Regions from separate parts of the Homo sapiens genome. Here region 2 is linked to region 1. The links are chromatin loops, found by intact Hi-C in ENCODE. Cell type or tissue: gastrocnemius medialis. All regions are shown on one strand.

Evidence for each region. A loop is a pair of places that touch in the nucleus more often than their neighbours do. Peaks named below come from ENCODE experiments on the same cell type or tissue, not always from the same donor. Only the 100,000 strongest peaks of a DNase experiment are listed, where the experiment ranks them.
Region 2: it touches region 1 in a loop (10-fold over the local background); 93 of 110 quality-filtered maps call a loop at or near these places.

What each region holds. Positions count from the first base shown.
Region 1 is chr9:136,643,662-136,646,161 of GRCh38, forward strand. It overlaps LOC105376325 (a long non-coding RNA gene), which reads right to left and starts at 815. Exons shown (of 3, transcript XR_930446.4): 1 at 485-815; 2 at 83-360. RefSeq lists a cis regulatory region at 662-2,500, silencers at 729-778, 1,049-1,178, 2,339-2,388 and an enhancer at 2,002-2,500. In gastrocnemius medialis, CTCF peaks have their summits at 1,003, 1,207 (motif pointing right) and 2,424 (motif pointing right); DNase peaks (open chromatin) are centred at 920 and 1,470; H3K4me3 peaks cover 2,178 bases; H3K27ac peaks cover 2,500 bases.
Region 2 is chr9:136,487,604-136,490,103 of GRCh38, forward strand. No RefSeq gene overlaps it. Among named protein-coding and RNA genes, the nearest start is that of C9orf163, 5.4 kb to the left of the region's middle. RefSeq lists a silencer at 1,258-1,307. In gastrocnemius medialis, a CTCF peak has its summit at 1,210 (motif pointing right); a DNase peak (open chromatin) is centred at 1,209.

The DNA of each region.
Region 1 (2,500 bases):
CAGGCTAAGTTAGAGTCTGCAAGGAGGCTGGGAGACGTGGTCTTTAGCTGGACAGCCTTGAGCCCGGTGAAACCCCTTTTACCGTGAAATGGGAGGGCACAGCTTGGGTGACGATCAGAGGTCGCCGCGGCACGGGTGGTCCTCACCCAAGCTCTCCCACGGAGCCGCAAGGCTCGTCCCCGTGTTCTCACACGCATCAGGTCATCACTCCTTTCCATTTCTTTTCTTGAAGGCATCTCCTGGCCTCCTGGAGACTTTGCCCCACCCGTCTCCTCTGGACTGGCCACTCTGGTCACTCTGACAGCCTCCCTTCAGCTGTGACGCTGCCACTTCTTCTTTCAGTCATCACGGGAATGCCCCCTGTGGGTTTTCCACATTTGAATCCCAGAGATTCGGCAGCCGGCCCCTCCCCAGAAGATCGCGGGGACCTACTGCCCCTGCAGAATCCCTTGGCCTGCCCCAAAGCCGGCAAGCAAACCCTCACCCCAAAGCGTCTGGCATTCCCTGGTCACCTCAGGACAGCCCAGCCTGCCATCCTCCCCGATATGCAGGCCGTGCCGCCGTGTGACTCGCAGGATTCAGGAGTCAGGGGGCCAGAGTCGGCAGCCAGGCTTTCCCTGGAGGCTGTGCCCAGAGCTCCTCAGAGTGTGAAATGTGGTGACAGCGGTGCCCGCTGGCTGCTTGCAGGATCCTGGCAGTGACCCGCGGGCAGGGCCCCCCCGGACGGCCCCCTGCGGAGGGCGCAGCCTTGCAGGTGGGGTCGGAGCACAGGGTCCCAGGGTCCCAGGCCCCACTTCCCAACCAAGCCAGGTCCTCTCTCCGCCCCTCTCCTCGAATCTTAAGAGCCTTTGGAGAGAAGCCACGCAGGGCGGGACGCACAGGCTGTCAGGGTGGGAGGGGTGCGTGTCCCACGTGCAGGGAGCCCCGCCCAAGGCTGGCAGCAGCAGGGTAGAGGCCACTGGTCCGGGGCAGCTTCCGCGGGGAAACACCGCCGCGCTGTGAGCATTGGGGGAACTGCAGCCGCCGCCCCATCTGCCGGCTGCGGGTCGTTGGGGGGGCCCCATGCCAACGGCCACGGAGGCCAAGGACCCCCGGAACCCCTCGGCCTTTGTCCCAGGAGAGGCTCCTCACACCCTCGGTGCCAGGGCCCTGGGAGCCCGTGAGACCAGGGTTCTCCCTGCTCAGACTCTTCCTGTGGCCTGGAGGGGACAGTGGGGGTGACAGGCACTGACCACCAGGCAGGCAGCAGCCAGGCAGAGCCTGGGGTGTGAGGACACAGAGGTGACCAGGTGCTGAGCCCCTCCCTGATGAGCTCAGCACGGAGGTGGGAGCCCCTGACCCTTTCCCAGGGCTCTGAGTCAGCCTTGGAGAGTGTGGCGTTGAGCCTGGCCAGAGGTCAGCAGATGGCGGGCGGCTGGCGCTGGGGCCCCGGCTCTGCAGAAGGGTCAGGCCCCAGCACACCCGGGCATTTCCTGTGCAGCCCCAGATGGGTGAGGTCAGCTGAGAAGGGGAGAGGCCACAGGGGACTTCCTCTATCCTCTCAAATTAGCGGAGGCAGGGCCCCGGGCCGGGCCAGGGCCTAGGGCGGACGTGCTCTGGATATGGCAGCCTCTCCTCTCCCACCCCCCAAGGAAGCGCCACTCAGCTACAGCCCCAGCCCCAGTTGATGGGTGGGAAACTGAGGCACAGCCAGATCCACAGATGACAATGGGCCCGGTCGGCGACTGCAGGTGGCCCTGCGCTCTCTGGCCTGCAGGTCACAGGCTCCAGCCACGGCCAACAGAAAAAGACTCTCACGGCCTGGCTCACCCACTGTCAGTCAGGGACGCAAAGGTCCCTCTCACAGCAGGGCCACGACCTGAATCTAGCCACTGGGCTCAGGATGCCTCCCCGGGAGGCAAGCGAGAGCCCTGTCACCACGGAACAGGTTAGAGGGGCACAAGCCTCTGTGGGCCTCTCCCACGCCCCCCACCCCCCACCCCCCGTGCTTCTGCAGAAGTGGGGGCCTGCAGGGGCTCTGGTGCCTTCCCACAGCAGGTGTCATCAGGGCAGGAACACAGTCCCCACCGCCTACCCATGGGTTTCACGTGCTGGGGGCAGTCATCACCCCAACCTCAAGAAGCCAAGAGGACTGGATGTGGCCCCAGCACCCCACCAGCAGCCATGTCCTCCCAGGGAGGGAGCATGACTTACGCCTGGGGCAGAATAGGCTGCAGGGCCTGCTGGGAAGCCGTTCCCGGACCCCAGCTCAGTCCTCCGGCAGATTCACTCAGAGGAAGGTAGCACTGGTGACCTGGCCGGTGCTAGGCCCCCAAGCCCGCCCGCCAGCGTTCTTCAAGTCTGCACGTCCGAGGGCGGGAGGGAGCATGGACCCTGTCAGCCCCACCCTGACTGGGGTGGCCCCATATCCACCAGAGGGCAGCTGGGCCCAGTCCGGGCCATCCCCTTCGGGAGCCAGCACAGCAGGAGGGCCCCTTGTCAGCCAGAGCCTGGGTGGACG
Region 2 (2,500 bases), 160 kb before region 1:
AAAGCACTAGGAATGAAGCAGAAAGCTCAAGGCTGATGTCGATGTCACAGTAACCTGGGACCGCAGGCCCCCAGGGCCACAGGAGGAACTGCTGGCTGTCCTTGAGCTGAGGCAGGGTCTTGGTAAGCTCACGAGTCCTCTATCCCCAAACCATGCACAGATGTCTGCTGAGTCCCTGCTGTACCCCAGGCACTGCTAGGAGCTGGGCTGTGGCCGTGAGACAGACAAGCCCAGACTCTGCCTCCGGGGAACATGGATGCTGGCTGGCCACAGAGGTGCCCATACAGAGGGCACCATGCAGTGTCTGCTGGGGACAGGCAGGAGGAGAAGGAGCATTTCTGGCTGAAGTGAACAGTCCACATGAGGCTTCTGCGGGGTGAGCGGCCAGTGGGCGTAGGCTAGTGTGGACTCTGTAGGCTTGCTAAGAGACCCGCAGGTGGTGTCTGGAAGTATAGGAAGCTTCCAGAGGCTTTTCAGCCAGGAGCGATGCAACCAGTTTGGGCCCCAAAGGCTCTCCAGGTTAGGGTTCGAGCTAGGGGCTAGGGAGAGCCAGGGCCCAGGAGGCAGCCTTGGGTGGCCTAGGAGAAAGAGGCGCTGAACCCAGGAGAGTCCCCAAGAACCCGGGAGAGTCCCCGAGGGCACAACCCCAGCACAGCACGGGGTTCACACACAGCAGGCAGGAGACAGTCCTGAGCATTGAGTGATGATTTAAGTGGTGGACATGGACTTGGTGGCCTGGGGACTGTAGATAGGGAAGAGAAAAGGGCCCGGGTGGAGCTGGGAAGAGCTCCAGTATTCGATGCCAGGCCAGTCGTGGCATTAACTCCTGGCAAAGTATCCGATGCCAGGCTGGCCATGGTATTGACTCCTGGCAAAGTGGCCCAACAACCCCCTTCTCCCCTCTGAGCAGCCGTCTCCCTGTCTGAAAAGTCACCAGGCTGGATGGCATCAACTCTACAGGCCTTCCTGCTCCTCTGAGGGCAGGTGACTCCTCGTGGTTTGACACGGACCGGGAATCACATAGCCCTGGCTCAGTGAATGGGCGAACTTGGCTAAGTCGCCTAACCTCTTTGAGCCCCAGCTTCCTCATGTGTAAAACAGGATAATAGCAGTGTCGCGGGGGATGGCCCTGGGCGTGGGGTGAGGGCCATTTCTGCCCTGTGGTCACTCGGGAGGACCTGTGGGGCGCTGGCAGAGCAGTGCCACCAGGGGGAGGCAGAGAGCCGCCTCTGAGTCGGCCAAAGTAACAGGTGCACGCTTGCCAGGTGAGGTTGCTCCCATCTGTCGTCTCAGCATTTTGGGAGGCCAAAGTGGGAGGATCACTTGAACCTAGGGGTTTGAGACCAGCCTGGGCAACATAGCAAGATTCCATCTCCACAAAAAGAAAAAAAAGTAAAGTTATACACTTTTCTTTTTTTTTTTTGAGACCGAGTCTCACTGTATCCCCCAGGCTGGAGTGCAGTGGTGCAATCTCAGCTCACTGCAACCTCCTCCTTCCGAATTCAAGCAATTCTCCTGCCTCAGCCCCCCCAAGTAGCTGAGATTCTAGGTGCCCACCATGGTGCCCAGCTAATTTTTGTATTTTTAGTGGAGAGGGGGGTTTCACCAGTTGACCAGGCTGGTGTGGAACTCCTGACCACAGGTGATCCTCTCGCCTCGGCCTCCCGAAGTGCTGGGATGACAGGTGTGAGCCACCACGCCTGGCCGTAGTTATAACTTTTCTAAGGTTCATTTTATTAAATGGAAAAATGCCAAACAGAACGACAAAGGCTGTGGTAGAATGTGCACGTTTGTGTGGACCCAGGGCACATTTTCACCAGAAAATCCCGTGCGATAGAGTGGAAGATATACCAAAAGCCACAGCAAATATCACGCGTGACTCCGCAGAAAATTATAGATTCCTAACAAACACTGAGAGTGTGTCCTGTGCTGTAAGGTCCAGGGATGGGCCACAAGTTCAAGGTTGTGTGAAGAACAACGGAAACCCACCTCTGAGGCCCTGGGCACCTGGCACCTGTCGTGTTGGGCATGAATAAAGCTTCGCAGCTCAGTCCTGCAATCTCCATGAGCCTAGACTTGTCCATCTTAAAATGTAGACGGTTAGGACACCTGCTGAAGGGGCCGCCAGGCTTAACTGTGCCAACACGGCATGCAGGTGGAGAACAAAGAATGCGATTGAAAACCTCCTAACGATAACAAGAGCTGTTCCCTTTCTGAGCCCTCACCCCATGCCCAGCGTGCACCAGCAGCTCACCATCGCAGGCCCAGGGCCAGCACCCAGGTCCCCACTTGACCCACGAGGACACTGAGGTACAGCAACAGCCAGGACAGCAGCCGCCAGGTGGAAAGCAAAGACACAAAGCAGCCAGATCGGGAGTCACGTCGGGGCAGGCGACTGAGGCGCCACCCAGCCACCTTCAAGATGCAGATTGAAGAACAGCCTTTCCCAAAGCTCGCTCACTCACTGACCCTGCGTCTTCGTCTGCAAAGCCTGAGTAAC